Linked DNA regions of Homo sapiens: region 2 is linked to region 1. The links are chromatin loops, found by intact Hi-C in ENCODE. Cell type or tissue: psoas muscle. All regions are shown on one strand. Links, peaks and the distances in the headings refer to the core of each region. The heading gives the core; the rest is flanking DNA.

Region 1 (10,368 bases), core at 1,090-9,089:
ACAACCTCTGCCTCCTGGGTTCAAGCAATTCTCCTGCCTCAACCTCCTGAGTAGCTGGGATTACAGGCATGTGCCACCACGCCCAGCTAATTTTGTATTTTTAGCAGAGATGGGGTTTCTCCGTGTTGGTCAGGCTGGTTTTGAACTTCCAATCTCAGGTGATCCACCCGCCTCGGCCTCCCAAAGTGTGGGGATTACAGGCATGAGCCACTGTGCATGGACTTTTTTAATTTTTGAGAAGGAGTTTTGCTCTTGTTGCCCAGGCTGGAGTGCAATGGCACGATCTTGGCTCACTGCAACCTCCGCCTCCCAGGTTCAAGCGATTTTCCTGCCTCAGCCTCCCAAGTAGCTGGGATCACAGGCATGCGCCACCATGCCTGGCTAATTTTGTATTTTTAGTAGCCACAGGGTTTCTCCATGTTGGTCAGGCTGGTCTTGAACACCCGACCTCAGGTAATGTGCTCACCTTGGCTTCCCAAAGTGCTGGGATTGCAGGTGTGAGCCACTGTGCCCAGCCTGATGTGGAGCATCTTTTCATATGTTTATTTGCCATCTCTGTATCTTTTTTTGATGATGTGTCCGTTAAGGTCTTCGGCCCACTTTTTTTTTTTTTTTGAAACGGAGTCTCACTCTGTCGCCCAGGCTGGAGTGCAGTGGCGCCATCTCGGCTCATTGCAAGCTCCGCCTCCTGGGTTCACGCCATTCCCCTGCCTCAGCCTCCCGAGTAGCTGGGATTACAGGCGCCTGCCACCACACCCAGCTAATTTTTTGTATTTTTAGTAGAGACGGGGTTTCACCATTAGCCAGGATGGTCTCGATCTGACTTAGTGATCTGCCTGCCTTGGCCTCCCAAAGTGCTGGGATTACAGGCGTCAGCCACCGTGCCGGGCCCTTTTTTTTTTTTAAACGGAGTCTGTCTGTTGACCAGGCTGGAGTGCAGTGGCAGGATCTCAGGTCACTGCAACCTCAGCCTCCTGGGTTCAAACAATTCTCCTGCCTCAGCATGTCAGGTAGCTGGGATTACAGACATGTGCCACCATGCCCGGCTAATTTTTGTATTTTTAGTAGGGACAGGGTTTCGCCATGTTGGCCAGGCTGGTCTGGAACTCCTGACCTCACATGATCCGCCCACCTTGACCGCCCAAAGTGCTGGGATTACAGGTGTGAGCCACCGCGCCAGCCCCACTTTTTAATTGAGTTGTTCATTTTCTTAGTGTTGAGTTTTAGGAGTTCTTTGTATATTTTGGATAAGTCCTTTATCAGATACATCTTTTGCAAATATTTTCTTCCAGTATGAGGCCTTCTTTTTTTTTGGTGATGGAGTCTTGCCCTGTTGCCCAGGCTGAAGTGCAGTAGTGTGATCTCGGCTCACTGCAACCTCCGCCTCCTGGGTTCGAGCAATTCTCATGCCTCAGTCTCCTGAGTAGCTGGGATTACAAGCGCCCACTATGATGCCCGGCTAATTTTTTGTATTTTTGGTAGAGACGGGGTTTCACCATATGGGCCAGGCTGGTCTTGAACTCCTGACTTCAAGTGATCCGCCTGCCTCACCATCCCAAAGTGTGGGAATACAGGCATGAGCCACCACACCCAGCCCTTCTTTTCATTTTCTTGACAGTGTCTTTTGCACAGCAGAATTTTTCATTTTAATTAAGTCCAGTTTATAATTTTTTCTTTCATAGATCATGCCTTTGGTGTTGTTTCTAAAAAGTCAAGGCTGGCTGGGCACGGTGGCTCACACCTGTAATCCCAGCACTTTGGGAGGCCAAGGCAGGCGGATCAGGAGGTCAGGAGTTCGAGACCAGCCAGGACAACTAAGTGAAACCCCATTCCTACTAAATATACAATTAGCTGGGTGTGGTGACACACACCTGTAGTCCCAGCTACTCGAGAGGCTGAGGCCAGAGAATCGCTTGAACCTGGGAGGCAGAGGTTGCAGTGAGCAGAGACCACACCATTGCACTCCAGCGGGGGTGACAGAGTGAGACTCCATCTCAAAAAAAAAAAAAAAAAAAAAAAGTCAAGGCCAACCCCAAGTCAGCTACATTTTCTGTTATCTACTAGGTACTTTACAGGTTTGCATTTTACATTTAGGTCTGTTACCTATTTTGAGTTAATTTGTGTCTAGATTCACTTTTTTGCATGTGAACATCCAGTTGTTCCAACACCAATTTTTAAAAAAGATTATCTCTCCTTTATATTGCTTTTGCTCCTTTATCAAAGAGCAGTTGACTATGTGAGTCTATCTCTGTGATCTCTACTCTGTTCCACTGATCTATTCTTTCACCAATACTATACTACCAGCTGGGCATGGTGGCTCACTCCTGTAATCCCAGCACTTTGGAGGCCGAGGCTGGTGGATCACCTGAGGTCGGGAGTTCAAGACCAGCATGACCAACATGGTGAAACCTCATCTCTACTAAAAATACAAAATTAGCTGGGCATGGTGGCACATGCCTGTAATCTCAGCTACTTGGGAGGCTGAGGCAGGAGAATCACTTGAACCCGGGAGGTGGAGTTTGCAGTGAGCTAAGATTGCACCATTGCACTCGAGCCTGGGCAACAAGAGTGAAACTCCGTCTCAGAAAAAAAAAAAGCCAGCCACGGTGGCTGACACCTGTAATCCCAGTACTTTGGGAGGCCGAGGCGGGTGGATCACCTCAGGTCAGGAGTTCAAGACCAGCCTGGCCAGTGTGGTGAAACCCCATCTCTACTAAAAATATGCAAAACTTAGCTGGGCATGGTGGCAGGTGCCTGTAATCCCAGCTACTCGGGAGGCTGAGGTAGGAGAACTGCTTGAGCCCGGGAGATGGAGGTTACAGTGAGCCGAGATTGCACCACTGCACTCCAGCCTGGGCAATAGAGCGAGACTCCGTCTCAAAACAACAACAACAACAACAACAACAACACCACCTTCATTACTGTAGCTTTACAGTAATTCTCAAAGTTGGGTAATGTCAGTCCTTCAACTCTATTGGATTTTTTTTTTTTCCTTGAGACAGGGTCTCACTCTGTCACCCAGGCTGGAGTGCAATGGTACTTCCCAGGCCCAAGTGATCCTCCCAGCCCAGGTAGCTGGAACCACATGCACATGCCACCATGCCTGGCTAATTTTATTTTTAAATTTTTTGTAGACCGGGTGCAGTGACTCATCGCTGTAATCCCAGCACTTTGGGAAGCCAAGGCAAGAAGATGACTTGAGCTCTGGAGTTGGAGACCAGCCTGGGCAACAAAGTGATACCTCGTCTCTACAAAAAAATTTAAAAACTAGCCAGGTGTGGTGGCATGTGCCTGTAGACTCAGCTACTCGGGAGGCTGAGAGGTGGGAGGATTGCTTGAGCCTGGGACGTCAAGGCAGCAGTGAGCTGAGAACATGCCACACCACTCCAACCTGGGCAACAAAGCGAGACCTTGTCTCAAAAAAAAAATAAAAATAAAAAAAGTTGCAGAGATGGGATCTCCCTATGTTGTCCAGGCTGGTCTCAATGATCTTCCAGCCTCGGTCTCCCAAGGTGCTGAGATTACAGGCATGAGCCACCACATCCAACCAGAACTGACATCTTTACAATACTGTCTTCCTACCATGAATGTGACATACCATTGCATTTATTTAGTTTTTTTTTTATTAGAGTTTTGTAGTTTTCTTCATATAGATCTTACATATATTTGGATTTATCCCTAAGTATTCCACTTCCTTTTGGTGCTAATGTAAATGGAATTGCTTTTAATTTCAAATTCTACTTGTTCATTACTCGTATACAGGAGAGCGACTGATTTTTGTATTGTAACCTTATATCCTGCAACCTTACTATAATCATTTATTAATTCCAGCCAAAGGGTTTCTAAAACTCTTTCCAATGAAAATAAAAAATGAAAAAAATGACTCTTCCAAAACTAATAACTGCCGTTAACTAAAGGTATTCAAAAAGGACTGGAAATAGATGAAATTACCAAAATTCACAAAGTTTTTGTTTTTTTTTTTTTTGAGATGGAGTCTTGCCCTGTCGCCCAGGCTGGAGTGCAGTGGCGCGATCTCGCTTACTGCAACCTCCGCCTCCTGGGTTCAAGTGATTCTCCTGCCCCAGCCTCTCGAGTAGCTGGGATTACAGGCGCGCGCCTCCATGCCCAGCTAATTTTTGCATTTTTAGTAGAGACGGGGTTTCAACATGTTGGTCAGGCTGGTCTCGAACTTCTGACCTCGTGATCCGCCCGCCTTGGCCTCCCAAAGTGCTGAGATTACAGGCATGAGCCACCGCGCCCAGCTCACAAAGTATTTTCAGTGATAACAGCATCCCCAGGTAAGAACTATCCTGAGAATAACATTCATTTGAAAGAACATATCTGTCCCTACCTCTTTATTGTACAAATGAGGCAATATACACTTAGTGGCTCAGTTTGGTCTGTACTCAAACAAATCTGGGTTCAAATCAAGCTCTACAACTTACTAAGTCATAAACTTGGGCAAATTATTTACTCTAAGCCTCAGATTCCTCACCTCTAAAATGCATATCTCTTATAAGTTTGTAAGGAGAAATAAGGAGGTAATGCTTGAGAAAATTTAACAACAATTAACACCTGGAGGCACAGAGAGACGAGTGATATACTCAAGACAAGTTTGAGTCTCATTATGGGTACATTACAATAAACTATAGCATATTGTAATATAAATATTTCTTTTAGATCTTATGCAATCAATTCATTTTTGAAGTAGTGTATAAATTATTTACACATATACTTGTAACAAATCCTTTAACAGAACAAAAACACTCATTTTTATGACAATGAATTTTTCCCCTGCATTTGCTTAAATCAAGAAATACTAAAATAGCTAGTTCAATTCTCTAGCTCCCAAGTTTCATAGATATAATTACTAGTAAGCACTCAAAATCTTCATTGCTGTGTCCTGGTAAGCTAGAGTTATTTCAAAGATTTCATCCTGTACCATCCTTCAGATGATGAGCCTCACTCATCTGGGTTAGTTTGCTTTTCTCTTTTTTTTTGAGATGGAGTTTTGCTCTTGTTGCCCAGGCTGGAGTGCAGTGGTGCGATCGTGGCTCAGGGCAACCTCTGCCTCCTGGGTTCAAGCAGTTCTCCTGCCTCAGCCTCCCGAGTAGCTGGGATTACAGGCATGCACCACCACGCTCGGCTAGTTTTGTATTTTTAGTAGAGATGGGGTTTCTCCATGTTGGTCAGGCTGGTCTCAAACTCCAGATCTCAGGTGATCCACCGACCTCAGCCTCCCAAAGTTCTGGGATTATAGGCGTGAGCCACTGCGCCCAGCCGTGCTTATCTCTTTTTTTGGCTTTTTTCTTTTGAGACGGAGACTGGCTCTGTCGTCAGGCTGGAGTGCAGTGGCGCGATCTCGGCTCACTGCAACCTCCGCTTCCCAGGTTCAAGTGATTCTCCTGCCTCAGCCTCCGAAGTAGCTAGGACTACAGGTACGTGCCACAATGCCAGCTAATTTTTGTATTTTTAGTAGAGACAGCGTTTCACCATATTGGCCAGGATGGTCTCAATCTCTTGACCTCGTGATCCACCCGCCTCGGCCTCCCAAAGTGCTGGGATTAGAGGCGTGAGCCATCACTCCTGGCCTTTTTTTTTTTTTTTTTTGAGAAGGAGTTTTGCTCTCGTCGCCCAGGCTGGAGTGCAGTGACACGATCTTGACTCACTGCAACCTCCGCCTTCTGGGTTCAAGCAATTCTCCTGCCTCAGCCTCCTAAGTAGCTGGGATTACAGGTGCCCACCACCACACCCAGCTAATTTTTTGTATTTTTAGTAGAGATGGGGTTTCACCATGTTGGGCAGGCTGGTCTCGAATTCCTGACCTCAGATGATCTGCCTGCCTCGACCTCCCAAAATGCTGGGATTACAGGCAGGAGCCACCAAGCTCAGCTTGCTTATCTCTAAAAAAGGAGAATCCTTTGAGCTGGAGCTCAAAAAAATTAAAATCAGGCCAGGCGCGGTGGCTCACACCTGTAATCCCAGTACTCTGGGAGGCCGAGGTGGGCAGATCACGAGGTCAGGAGATTGAGACCAGCCTGGCCAATATGGTGAAACCCCATCTCTACTAAAAAATACAAAAATTAGCTGAGTGTGGTGGCGTGCGCCTGTAGTCCCAGCTACTCGGGTGGCTGAGGCAGGAGAATTGCTGGAACCTGGGAGGTGGAGGTTGCAGTGAGCCGAGATCACACCACTGCACTCCAGCCTGGCGACAGAGCGAGACTCGGTCTAAAAACAAAAAACAAAAAAAAAAAAATTAAAATTAAGAAGGAGAGAAGTTGCACTAGTTTTACCTCAAAGCCCTGTGTGGTCCCCTATCTCTTCCCACCTCCTTGATGGTAGTGCTCCCTAATACTACCTTAAAGTTGGAACTCTGACCAGGACCTGAAATACAGATTTTTTTTTTTAAAGGGGGTTAATTTTATAACACAGAATGTTTTAACTTTTTGTCAAACATCCATTCTCCAATACCAATTCATAGCATGCTCCACCTAGCAAGAAGGTATGGGAGCTCTATTGACTTGTTTGATCCATTCCCAACAGAGGCAATATGAAACGGAAGGATAGGTATGGTAAAAATTTTGGACTTCAAATACTCCTAAAATCAAACCAGAAACATTAAATGCTGAAATAAAACCACCCACATGTAGTCGGATTCATAGATAGAAAAAAAAAAAAAAAAACTACACAATTTCTATTAGAAGCGGATTTTTAAACTAGTAAAAGAGACAAAATGGGCTAAATTCTTAAATCCTATTCCACTTTACAAACTGACCCATAGCATCCTCCTTGGACTTTCCCTGTGTCCATTTCACCCACAACACACATTCCCACATATGCATCCCTTAGAGGAACTGATTTCCTGGAAAGACTACTTAGCCAAGTCCTGAGGTAATCTGTCTAACCTGGTGATTCTCTTGGTTAAGGGATGGATACTCATTTGTCCCTCCTTCCTCCCTTACCACTTTACACATCTCCCTGCTTCATTCTGCTCCAGGAAAACAGTATTTATCATTCTAGCTCCAGGATGAGATCAAACATTTCCACTAGACTTCAAAAATACACATCCATCTATCCATCCATCCATTCATCCATTTATATATATAAATAAATGTCAATGACAAAAAATGTTTTTTTCCACAGCAATTGCTAAAAGTCCGGAAAAAAGATCACCTGTAGACCCAAACTCTAATACTTACGAATGTGTGAAAAATATCACACCAAGTTTAAAAATAACTCTTTAATCATATGCACATAAGGGGAATAAAGGGCAACACCAGGCTGACTCAGGAGGGGAGCAAGATATTCTCCCTTTGTCCCAGTGTCTGCTTGGCACAGTTCTGAGATCACACAAACAAGTGGGAGGGGGTTGGGAAATAGAATAAGTGAGAGGACTGAAGAGACAAAGGCAAGGGAGGAGAGGCAAGGGCTTGCAGTAGTCTCAATCAGTGGACTCTAACACAGATTCACTCAGCGCAAGGTCCCAGTAGTGTTCAGCCCCATGCTTTTTGAAATGCTCACGAGCCATGTTCTCTGTAGGACACTGTTTAAACTTCATCTCTCCAAAGCTCCGGTCTTTGGCTGTACCCTAGAAAAGAGATATATAATAAAAACACTTCAATTTCTTATTTAAATCAGATAATATTCTTTTATAAGAAGACCTAGTAACATTTGTGAGACATGTGCCCAGCTGAACGTGATTTTATGGTTAAAAAAAAATTGTGACCTCCATTTCCTTGGATATTTGTGTTTTTCTGAGACAGAGTCTCGCTCTGTCGCCCAGGCTGGAGTGCAGTGGCACGATCTCGGCTCACTGCAAGCTCCGCCTCCCGGGTTCACACCATTCTCCTGCCTCAGCCTCTGGAGTAGCTGGGACTACAGGCGCCCGCTACCACGCCCAGCTGATTTTTTGTATTTCTAGTAGAGACGGGGTTTCACCGTGTTAGCCAGGATGGTCTCGATCTCCTGACCTCGTGATCCTCCCGCCTCAGCCTCCCAAAGTGCTGGGATTATAGGCGTGAGCCACCGCGCCCGGCCTCCTTGGATATTTGTATGAGATTTTACGAATTCATATGCATAAGGCTTTTAGTTTTTTGAAATGAAGTGAGGAATTATTTGCTCTGGTGCCTGGGTGGAACAGCAAGTCAGGAAGAACTATGGAAGGTGGAATGAGATAAACTTATCTCCTACCAGGCCTTAAGGACTAAATCTGAGCCTTCAAAAAGGCCCCAGAAACTATTTATATAAGCAGGAGGCTTTGGGGCCCAGCAACAAAGAACAACTGGGGGCGGGGAACAGAAGAAGAGCAGGTACCAGCAGAGAATTACAACAGAAAAAGACAGTACTGGGCAGAATGGCATTCTTGCCAAAGTTACCAGCAGCAATGGCAGTCATAAAGCAATACCTCAAGAGGCGTTCAGGGAGTAGACTCCAATAAGGAGGCTGGAGCAGAACTTGGCTTATTTCTGAACATGAGAGACAATTCCTGAAAACTAAATTCCTACAACATTAATACTGGTTCTCTAAGAAGCCGGGACTTTTTCAGTAAGTACTCTTCAGAGATAAATAGAAGAAAATTGAAAGATGAGGGTGCTGAGATATGTGAAGGTAGGGCTGGGCACAGTAGCTCATGCCTATAATCCCAGCACTTTGGGAGGCTGAGGTGGGAGGATCACTCAAGGCTAAGAGTTCAAGACAAGCCTAGGCAACATAGTGAGATCCATTTCTAAAAAAAAAAAAAAAAAAAAAAAAAATTAGCCAGGCACAGTGGTGTGGACCTGAGGTCTCAGATACTTGAGAAGCTGAGACTGGAGGATTGCTTGTCCCTAGGAGTTCAAGGCTGTAGCGAGCTATGACTGCGCCACTGCACACCAGCCTGAGCAATAGAGCAAGACCCTATCTCTAAAAAAAAAAGTTGATTAAAAAAAGATAACAAATATGCAGGTGGGAACTTATAAAACAGAGAACAAATACTATGGTTATTATCATCTAATTTGTATGCATAAATTGAAGAATCTGGGATAAGGCAGGATACATGAAAACCTTTTTTTTTAATTTTTATTTTTTGATTGCTCCTTCAGAAGAAAAACTATTAATAGCAATTACCTATAAAGACTGGTCTGAAGAGATCAGCGAATAGGAAGAGACTTTTGTTTTGAGACACAGTCTCGCACTGTCACCCAGGCTGGAGTGCAATGGTGCGATCTCGGCTCACTGCAACCTCCGCTTCCCAGATTCAAGCGATTCTCCTGCCTCAGCCTCCCAAGTAGCTGGGATTATAGGCACTGGCCACCACGCCCCACTAATTTTTGTATTTTTAGTAGAGACTGGGTTTCACCATGTTGGCCAGGTTAGTCTCGAATTCCTGACCTCGTAATCCGCCCACCTCAGCCTCCCAAAGTGTTGGGAGTATAGGCATGAGCCACTGCACCTGGCCTGAGACTTTTTCTTTTTTTTTTTTAAGACAGGGTTTCACTCTGGTGCCCAGGCTGGAGTGCAGTGGCATAGTCACAGCTCACTGCAGCTTCAAACTCCAAAGCTGAAGCAATCTTCCCACCTCAGCCTCTCAAGTAGCTGGGACTACAGGCAGACGCCACCAGGCCAGGCTAATTTTTGTATTTTTTGTAGAGACGGGGTTTCGCCATATTGCCCAGGCTGGTCTTGAACTCCTGAGCTCAAGTGATCCAACCACCTCATCCTCCCAAAGTGCTGGGATTATAGGCGTGAGCCACTGTGCTGGGTCTCAGTAAGTACTCTTCTGTATAATTAGAATTTGTTTCTAATCTTAATAAACATTTACTACTTTTGTAATAATGTACCACTTTTATAATAAAGAATTCATTAATAGAAATAAGCACATTTTACTGCTCGCTTCAGCAGCACATATACTAGAAATAAGCACATTTTAAAAATAGAAGATATATGGCCGGGCGCAGTGACTCATGCCTGTAATCCCAGCACTTTGGGAGGCCAAGGCAGTCGGACCTCAGGTCAGGAGTTCGAGACCAGCTTGACCAATATGGCGAAACCCCGTCTCTACTAAAAATACAAAATTAGCCAGGCGTGGTGGCTCATGCCTGTAATTCCAGCTACTCGGGAGGCCGAGGCAGGAGAATCACTTGAACCCAGGAGGCGGTGGTTGCGGTGAGCTGAGATTGCACCATTGCACTCCAGCCTGGGTAACAAGGGCAAAACTCTCTCAAAAAAAAAAAAAAAGAAATGGAGGGGCTGGGCACAGTGGCTCATGCCTGTAATCCCAGCACTTTGGGAGGCCGAGGCAGGCGGATCACCTGAGGTTGGGAGTTCAAGACCAGCCTGACCAACATGGAGAAACCCTGTCTCTACTATAAATACAAAAATTAGTCGGGC
Region 2 (10,368 bases), core at 1,597-9,596, 52 kb after region 1:
CCCAGTTCAAGCAATTCTCCTGCCTCAGCCACCCAAGTATCTGGGATTACAGGCGTGCACCACCACGCCCGGCCAATTTTTTTTTGTATTTTTAGTAGAGATGGGGTTTCACCACATTGGCCAAGCTGGTCTCAAACTCCTGGCCTCAAGTGAGCCGCCCGCCTCAGCCTCCCAAAGTGTTGGGATAACAGGCGTGAGCCACCATGCCAGGCCATCGTCTCCTGAACTTTTTCATCTGCCCAAACTGAAACTCTGTACCCATTAAACAATAACTCCTCACTGCCCCCTCCTCCAGTCCCTGGCAAATACCATTCTACTCCTAGAGTACTTTCAGACTCAGTTTCTTCTTTCACTTAATAAAAGACAGGGTCCACTGCTGACTAATGGGATTGTTTCTATATTTGGAGGCCTTCTTGCAGACATGTGATTTGAGTTTATTGCAGAGAATGGTAATAGGAAATGGGATTGTACAAAGAAAAGAGATGGAGAGAAAACTGGATGAGGGTTTCGCACTGGGTGTCCCACCCACAGGCCTCAGCAGCCCTGCCACGGATCTGCCCGATTCTTTCGCATCAAGAAGTTGATCTTGCGAGCCATTTCCATGTTGTAGATCCGCCGGCACCTTTCATAGCTTTCCCTCTGTCGCCGGCAGCATGGCTTCTCATAATACCGCCGATGCTTAATGTCCTCAATGAGCCCATCCATAGTGAGGATTCTGTATAAAGGCAAGCAATGAGGTTAGACATTTGGGATCATCATTATTCTTTTCCAGTTTCATAAATAGAAGTCGATTGACCAAACAATTGGTATTTATAAAAAATACAGTGGGAAATGGTGGCAATAGAGCATTAACTGCCTACTTACAAAGGCCTCAATAAGAATCTGTGGGCCGGGTGCAGTGGCTCATGCCTGTAATCCCACCACCCTGGGAGCCCAAGGTGAGCAGATTGAGCCCAGGAGTTTGAGACCAGCCTAGGCAACATGGCAAAACCCTGTTTCTACAAAAAATAAAAATAATTAGCCAGGCTTCGTAATATGTGTCTGTAGTGCTAGCGACTCACGAGGCTGAGGTGGGAGCATCACTTGAGCCCAGGGGAGACTGAGGCTGCAGTGTGCTGTGTTTGCACCAGTGTACTCCAGCCTGGGTGACAGAATAAGACCCTGTCTCAAAAAAGAAAAAAAATATTGTTCAGCATGGGCAACACGGCAAAACCCCGTCTCTGCAAATAATACAAACATTAACCAGGCATGGTGGTACATGCCTGTAGTCCCCTCTACTCAGGAGGCTGAGGTGGGAGGATCAATTGAACCTGGGAGTTCATGGCTGCAGTGAGCTGAGATCCTACCACTGCATTCCAGCCTGGACAACAGAGTGACACCTTGACTCAAAGGAAAAAAAAAAAAAAAAAAAAAAGGACTGGGCACAGTGACTCATGCCTGTAATCCTAGCACTTCGGGAAGCCGAGGCAGGTGGATCACCTGAGGTCGGGAGTTCGAGACCAGCCTGACCAATATGGTGAAACCCCGTCTCTACTAAAAATACAAAAATTAGCTGGGCATGATGGCGGGCGCCTATAGTCCCTCCCAGCTACTCAGGAGGCAGGCAGGAGAAGTGTTTGAACCTAGGAGGTGGAGGTTGCAGTGAGCTGAGATTGCACCACTGCACTCCAGCCTGGGCAACAGAGTGAGACTCTTGTCTCAAAAAAAAAAAATTGGGGAAATAAAAAAGCAATTAATTACATGGCCCTTGCTCTTGGAGAGTTTATAGTCAAAGTTATGTTCTCAAATCTACTCTACCACAACACACCTGAGGGATATGATACAGTACCTGAAGAACATGTCTCCCTACAGCAATGATTCTCAACTAATGGGGCATTTCAGAGACCTCAACTGGGGAGAGCCATTTTCAGTAAGAACAGAATCACTAGGGGTGATTCTTAAGGTGATTCTCTTACTTAAAGTTCCATCCTGTCAGGCTGGTGGCTCACACCTGTAATTCCAGCACTGTGGGAGGCCGAGGTGGGCGGATCACCTGAGGTCAGGAGTTTGAGACCAGCCTGACCAACATGGAGAAACCCTGTCTCTACTAAAAATACAAAATTAGCCGGGCATGGTGGTGTATGCCTGTAATCCCAGCTACTCGGAAGGCTGAGGCAGGAGAATTGCTTGAACCCTGGGGGCGGAGATTGCAGTAAGCCAAGGTTGCGCCACTGCACTCCAGCCTGGGCAACAAGAGTGAAACTCCATCTCAAAAAGATCACTTGAGGTCAGGAGTTCAAGACCAGGCTGGCCAACATGGTGAAACCCCACCTCTACTAAAAATACAAAAATTAGCCAGGCGTAGTGGTGGGCACCTGTACTCAGTAGGCTGAGGCAGGAGAATCCCTTGAACTCGGGGTGGAGGCTGTAGTGAGCCGAGATGGTGCCACTGCACTCCAGCCTGGGCAACAGACTCTTGTCTCAAGGAAAAACAAAACAAAAACAAACTCACAGGAGGCATTAAACCTGAACTTGAGAACAAGAAAGTGGTTGTGAAGGGATCCTAAAGAACAACTCATCTGAAATGTGAATAAGTAGGTTGCCCTATTTCCACTCTCTTTTCCTACACCAATTATTGCCCTAAAACATAAATCAGATCATGTCACTCTGGTGCTAAAAAATCTTTCCTAATATACAGAGTGGCCTAAGCCACTAAAGTTCCCAGAATCATCTGCACATCAGAACTGCCCAGGGATCTTTTAAACATTCCGAACCCTGGGCCACACCCAGTCCAATTAAATCACAAAGGAGAGGGAAAGGGACATGAGCAGGTTTTTCAGTTTCCAAGGTGATTCCAATGTACAGACAGATTTTGGAACTACTAGTCTAAGCTCAAAGCCCAAACAATTGCCCCCTATATATATATCTTTTAATAACCTGCCCTACTGATCACTTGAGGTCAGGAGTTCGAGACAAGCCTGGCCAACATGGTGAAACCCCATCTCTACTAAAAATACAAAAATTAGCTGGGCATGGTGGTGCCCACCTGTAATCCCAGCTACTCGGGAAGCGGAGGCAGGAGAATAGCTTGAACCTGGGAGGTGGAGGTTGCAATGAGCCGAGATCAAGGCACTGCACTCCAGCTGGGCAAAAGATGGAGACTCCATCTCAAAAAACAAAAACAAAACACGTGCCCTATAATGCCTATGCTCTAGTCACACTTAAGTATATGCAGTTCTCCAAGCATCCTACATACTTGTTTTTTTCTTTGCTCATGATGTTCCCTTTACTTGGAATATCATTCTTTTCTTTTTCTTCCTGATGAAATCCTACTTGTTCCTCAAAGGCCCAAATCAATTGTTATCACATCTGTAAACTAGTTCAGGTGAAATCAAACTTTGGCATGCAGTAGTCATCTGGAAAGCTTGTTAAAACAGGGATTGCTGGCTGGCCATGGTGGCTCACACCTGTAATCCCAGGACTTTGGGAGGCCGAGCTGGGAGGATCACTTGAGCCCAGGAGTTTGACACTAGCCTGAGCAACATAGTGAGAACCCCATCTCCACAAAAAATAAAAATTAACCAGACATGGTGGCACACACACCTGCACTCCCAGCTACTTGGGAGGCTGACATGGGAGAATGGGAGAAATGCTTTATCCCAGGAGGTTGAGACTGCAGTGAGCCATGATTGTGGCACTGCACTCCAGCCTGGGCAAGCAAGACCCTATTTCTTTCTTTCTTTTGAGACGGAGTTGCGCACTTGTTGCCCAGGCTGGAGTGCAATGGCGCAATCTTGGCTCACTGCAACCTCCGCCTTCTGGGTTCAAGCGATTCTCCTGCCTCAGCTTCCCAAGTAGCCGGAATTACAAGCACCAGCTAATTTTTGTTATTTTTAGTAGACATAAGGTTTCGCCATGTTGGCAGGCTGGTCTCGAACTCCTGACCTCAGGTGATCCACCCGCCTCAGCCTCCCAAAGTGCTGGGATTACAGGCATGAGCCACCGCAACCGGCCTTTTTTTTTTTTTTGAGACAGAGTCTCGCTCTGTTGCCCAGGCAGGAGTTGCAGTGGCACGATCTCGGCTCACTGCAACCTCCGCCTCCCAGGTTCAAGAGATTCTCTTGCCTCAGGCTCCCGAGTAGCTGGGACTACAGACACGCACCACCACGCCCAGCTAATTTTTGTATTTTTAGTAGAGACGGAGTTTCACCATATTGGTCAGGCTGGTCTTGAACTTCTGACCTCATGATCTGCCTGCCTTGGCCTCCCAAAGTGCTGGGATTACAGGCATGAGCCACTGCGCTTGGCTGTGAAACCCTATTTCAAAGAACACCACAGATTGCTGTGCCACAGTTTCTGATTCTGTAGGCCTAGAGTAGGGGCCAAGAATTTGCATTTCTAACAATTCCCAGCTGATATTGCTGCTGATGGTCCAGGGACAACCAACACCATGGCACCATTTTTTTTTTTTTGTAGGCAGGGCCTCGCTCTGTTGCCCAGGCTGGAGTGCAGTGTCACCATCTTGGCTCACTGCAGCCTCAACCTCTCAGGTTCAAGCAATTCTCCCGCCTCAGCCTCCTGAGTAGCTGGGATTACAGGGGCGTACCACCACACCTGGATAATTTTTGCATTTTTAGTAGAGACAGGGTTTCACCATGTTGGCCAGGCTGGTCTCAAACTCCTGACCTCAGGTGATCCACCCACCTCGGCCTCCCAAAGTGCTGGGATTGCAGGCGTGAGCCACCACGCCCGGCTGATGTCTCTTTTATAGCACTGATCAAACAGTATTACATTGAACCCCTCATTGGGTTGTGTCTTTTCTAAGGTTAGAGATCAAATCTGTATTCACTTTTGCACCTAACAAAATACTTGGCAAAGAACAACTAGGAAATGTATGCCAAAAATGAGTCCTCTAGATGACTAATAAATGTCCATAGCACAAGGGATTAAGTGACCTTACAATATATACAGTTATTGGGGATATAGCTCAGAAAGCCTCAATAGTATTACCTTTACTACGATGGCATATTAGAGTTTAGATAGCATTTTTATATCCATCATCCTAACTACACTCCTATGAAATTGTTTAGGCAAATAATGTCCTCTTTTTATAGATGAGGAAACTGAAGTTCAGAGAGGCTGACCCGCCCAAGATCACAAAATGGAACTATAAACAGAATTCAGGTCTTTAGTAAAGTGCTCTACAACAGTATTCTGCTTCTCAAACAAAAACCACCCATTTCAGAAGACAAACTGTTGCAGTATCCATGGGTAAAAGAGGGAGTGAAGAGCTGGGCTAGACTCTTCAATCAGAGTAAAGAGGAAATGGAAGCCGATAAGGGACACTTGGATAAAAGAATGATCTAAACATGTAAACATTTATTTCTGCTGAGACTTTGTGTTTAATACTGTCTAATGAAGGTTGCTTTTTGGACTAGAAAGTAGTATATTGGAGAAAATATAGAAAAAAGCCCCTGAAAGAAAAAGATTGGATATATAATGTAAAAAGTACAAGGAGACTGGATTTGAGAGAATATAAAAACGACAGAGACCCTGAGTAAATATGACCTAGGAAGACGAACCTATTGGAATGACAAAGACAGTTTAAAAGTAGGATGAAACAACACTGCAAGAGGAGGAAGGGGTTGAGTATGACTCAAGGAACCCTACTGGAGTTCCAAAAGGCTTCTAAAACAAAGGTGATCATCTTACCAAGGAAATGCCTGTACTGTCAGGCAAAAGGGCAAGACAAGGAAAAAGAATAACAAAAGAACATAAGAATGGTGAAGGGAAAAGAAAGAATATAATGATGGGGGTTGGTAAATGGCATTCCCTGGATGTACTACTTACTTCCAAAACACAGACCAAATAAATTCCAAGATGCCAGGTGAGGATTCCCTCCCTTACCCGACACGTTCTAGTCATACTAAAAAAGGCACAGATTATCTTCAAATGCCCCAGAGTCCCTATAGTAGAGGTATCTACTCAACTTTACCTCTAACAGAAAAGGATGCAAGAAAAGCTTTGTAAAACACAAGAATAGAGGGGGTGTTACTAATGATGCTTCCTTCTGCTTCCAAAAGTAGTTCAAGGACTAGTACATCAAGAGCTTTAGAGTAAACAGATCAGCCTGGAGTTCGGGCGCCTGGCAACCTAATACTGAAGGAGAAACCAGCTGCCAGTTTTAGTGAAATTCAAATGATTATGTAAAAGGAGCCAAGCTGCCTGGAGCGGGGGGAGGTGCGGGTGGCAGACTCACATGTCAGTGTAGCCAGTCTACGTCAGGACAGACGTGTATGCAGAAGGACTCAATGGACCCAGAAGGTAGCCCACTAGGAGTAAAAGGAGTCAACAGGGCATGCTTCCAGTGTACTCACCTTTCTTTGCTTGGGGGCCAGCCAATCATGCAGGGCTTCCTAGCAACCCCCACTCTCCACCTTCTCATCCCGGGGCACCAATGAGGGCCCCCAGTTATATAACAGGCATTTTGTGGTGGCCTCACTGGACAGACACGTAGGCTATTTCCTTTGTAAGACTCTCTCTGTACTCCAAACATGGTAAAGCTTTAATCACCTCCCTCTAGACTCATTTGCTCTCCTACCTATTGTTGTAATTAGACCACAGAACAAGCAAATTATTTTTAAACTACCAGCTATGAGAAAGCTGAAAGAGATCAGGAGAGGCCTGGAGTGTGAGAAAGATATACAGAAAAAGTGGCTAGAGAGAGGACATTTGGGAAAAGCAGAGAAAAAGAAGAAACAGAAAAGTGCATCAGTCAGAAAATGTGTTTAACAGGCAGCAGGAAAACAGAAGATTGGATCACTCCAAAATCAGTCTGCTCACGTATGCAAGCTTGAAAGTCCTTACCTAGAAAATTATTCTAAGAGGCCGGGCACGGTGGCTCACCCCTGTAATCCCAGCGCTTTGGGAGGCCGGGCGGGCCAATCATGAGGTCAGGAGTTTGAGACCAGCCTGGCCAACATCGTGAAACCCCGTCTCTACTACAAAAAATTAGCCGGACGTGGTGGCAGGTGCCTGTAATCCCAGCTACTCGGGAGGCTGAGGCAGGAGAATCACTTGAACCCGGGAGACAGAGGTTGCAGTGAGGCGAGACCACGCAGTCTGGGCAACAGAGAGAGACTCCGTATTAAAAAAAAAAGAAAGGAAAAAGAAAATTATTCTAAGACTGAAATATTTGTTCATTTCCCCCCTGCCCCGCGAAGCTATAATACAATTTATGGGACTCTGAGTCTATGGGACTTGAATTTCTTTTCCTTTTTTGAGACGAAGTCTCGCTCTCGTCCCCCAGGCTGGAGTGCAATGAATGGCGCGATCTCGGCTCACTGGAACCTCCGCCTCCTGGGTTCAAGCGATTCTCCTGCCTCAGCCTCCTGAGTAGCTGGGATTACAGGCACCTGCCACCATGTCCGGCTAATTTTTTTTCTTTTGAGACGAAGTCTCGCTCTCGTCCCCCAGGTTGGAGTGCAATGGCGCCATCTTGGCTCACTGCAAGCTCCGCCTCCCGGGTTCACGTCATTCTCCTGCCTCAGCCTCCCGAGTAGCTGGGACTATAGGCGCCCGCCACGGCGCCCAGCTAATTTTTTGTATTTTTAGTAGAGACGGGGTTTCACTGTGTTAGCCAGGATGGTCTCGATCTCCTGACCTCGTGATCCGCCCCCCTCAGCCTCCCAAAGTGCTGGGATTACAGGCATGAGCCACCGCGCCCGGCCAATTTTTGTATTTTTTTTAGTAGAGACAGGGTTTCATCATGTTGGCCAGGCTGGTCTTGAACTCCTGACCTCAGATGATCCACCCGCCTCGGCCTCCCAAAGTGCTGAGCTTACAGGGGTGAGCCACCGCGCCTGGCCAAATTTATTTTTCTAACCACTCCTCTTCTTTCTTAAAAAGAAAAGAATATAATTCTTTTCTTTTTAAGCAATGTAAATTGCTTTTTTCCAAATCCTACTCCTACTTTGGTGTTTTAATCCCTGAAGAAAAGGTAATACTGTGCTTCTTAACCAGGGTAATTAACAGAATGCCAAAGGATACAAGTTTCTGGACAAATTTGATGCATCTGCCTGGAGGCACCAATTTTAACTCGAAGGAGTGGGGGTGTTACCCATAAAACAGATGCAATGGCAACGAATACGAAGTTCACCTTACATTTTAATTTAGGGAAGCTTCAAAGAAATTCCATGTTTGCTTATAGTAGCAGAACCCCTATAGTTCATTCACTCTCCTCTGCTGTTAACGACACTTCAGTAAAAAAGTTTGACAAACATTAAATAAGTGACAAAAAAGATAAAGGAACATTTATGTTCATTAAGTAGACATTTAATGAGAGCTTTGGATGTGCCAGACACTTTGGTAAATCCAAGAGATACACAAATGAAAAAGCATAGGTTTCTGTCCTTAAGGAGGCTACAAGCCTTTTTTTTTTTGAGACAGGGTCTCACTTTGTCACCCAGGCTGGAGTGCAGTGGCGCGATCTCGGCTCACTGCAACCTCCAGCTCCCAGGTTCAAGCGATTCTCCTGCCTCAGCCTCCCGAATAGCTGGGATTACAGGTATGCACCATCATACCCGGCTAATTTTTATATTTTTAGTAGAGACGGGGTTTTACCATGTTGGCCAGGCTGGTCTTGAACTCCTAACCTCAAATGATCCGCCCCCCTCAGCCTCCCAAAGTGCTGGGATTACAGGCATGAGTCACTGTGCCCAGCCAGGAGGCTACAAGTCTATTATAATAATTTTCAATCCTGGTGAAATCTCATGGTATGTTTTTTAAAATGCTGCCATCCAGGTTGCAACCCCTGGAGATTCTGATTCATCTCAGATTGGGCCCTGGCATTAGTTTTGTTTTCTTGATGGTTCGTTCCCTAGGTGATCCTAATAGGCAGCCAGGGTTGAAACCACAGGGTGTCACACTGACCACTCTCCGGCTCTCTAATATTAACACTTCGACCCAGGAAATAGGTTTGTGTAAAATGCCAGTCACCAACAAAAAGAGAACCATAAAAGTAGTATGTGGGCTGGGTGTGGTGGCTCACACCTGTAATCCCAGCACTTTGGGAGACAGAGGCGGGTGGATCACCTGAGGTCAGGAGTTCGAGACCAGCCTGGCCAACATGGTGAAACCCCGTCTCTACTAAAAATACCAAAACTAGCCAGGCGTGGTGGCAAGTGCCTGTAATCCCAGCTACACGGGGGGCTGAGGCAGGAGAATCACTTGAACCTGGGAGGCGGAGGTTGCAGTGAGCCGAGATCATGCCACTGCACTCCAGCTTGGGGGACAAGAGCGAGACATCGTCTCAAACAAACAAACAAACAAACAAACAAAAAACAGAAAAAAAAACAGGAAAAGCAAAAACTGAGTGTTGATTAAATTAAAAATATAGTGGCTGGACAAGGATTTTTAAAAGAGGCAGATAAAAAGGGGTATAGACAATCTTAGACAAAGAAATAAGAGTCTTCTCTCAAAAGATAAGAGCTGGCCTTATATTTTCTGCAAACCTGGTATCAGTGAAGAGGATCAGGAAGGAGATTAGAAATATTTTGTTTCTCAGATTCTGTTTCAAATTTTAGGTGTAAATGGGGATGCATTCCATATATGATATGGGGCATCACTGCAGTCTCTGCCTCCCAGGTTCAAGCGGCTCTTCTGCCTCAGCCTACGGAGTAGCTGGGATTACAGACCTGTGCCACCATGCATGGCTAATTTTTGTATTTTTAGTAAAGACGGGGTTTCGCCATGTTGGCCAGGCTAGTCTCGAACTCCTGGCCTCAAGTGATCCACCATTCTTAGCCTCCCAAATTGCTGAGAATACAAGACTGAGGCACTGCACCCAGCCGCTACTCTCTTGATACAACTGTAAGAAGTGGTTCAGCTGGGCATGGTGGCTCACGCCTGTAATCCCAGCACTTTGGGAGGCTGAGGTGGGCAGATCACGAGGTCAGGAGATCGAGACCATTCTGGCTAACATGGTGAAACCCCGTCTCTACTAAAAATACAAAAAATTAGCCGGGGTAGTGGCATGCGCCTGTAGTCCCAGCTACTCGGGAGGCTGAGGCAGGAGAATCGCTTGAACTCGGGAGGCGGAGGTCACAGTGAGCAGAGATTGCGCCACTGCGCTCCAGCCTGGGCGACAGAGGGAGACTCCGTCTCAAAAAAAAAGTGGTTCAATAAATAATACTGTACCACAAATTTTGTTGTTTTTTGTCAAAGTAGCTAATTTTCTAAAAACAAAATTCTTGCTTTTGTGTTATCTATACTTTAGGAATAAGGGAACTAAAACTGAGCCTGTTGGAAATTTGTTTTACCATTAAGCAACAGCTATCCTTTGATCTTTCAATAACAAACATCTCAACAACCATGGCCAGAAGACCTATC

What was found. A loop is a pair of places that touch in the nucleus more often than their neighbours do. Peaks named below come from ENCODE experiments on the same cell type or tissue, not always from the same donor. Only the 100,000 strongest peaks of a DNase experiment are listed, where the experiment ranks them.
Region 2: it touches region 1 in a loop (2.4-fold over the local background); 8 of 110 quality-filtered maps call a loop at or near these places.

The regions. Positions count from the first base shown.
Region 1 is chr1:150,350,053-150,360,420 of GRCh38, reverse strand. It overlaps PRPF3 (pre-mRNA processing factor 3), which reads right to left. Exons shown (of 16, transcript NM_004698.4): 16 at 7,188-7,588. The coding sequence ends at 7,442. Among named protein-coding and RNA genes, the nearest start is that of RPRD2, 8.9 kb to the left of the region's middle. In psoas muscle, for the core only: no CTCF peak of the experiment used is centred there; no DNase peak of the experiment used is centred there.
Region 2 is chr1:150,298,395-150,308,762 of GRCh38, reverse strand. MRPS21 (mitochondrial ribosomal protein S21) reads right to left here. Exons shown (of 3, transcript NM_031901.6): 3 at 1-715. The coding sequence ends at 535. Among named protein-coding and RNA genes, the nearest start is that of MRPS21, 9.7 kb to the right of the region's middle. In psoas muscle, for the core only: no CTCF peak of the experiment used is centred there; a DNase peak (open chromatin) is centred at 6,204.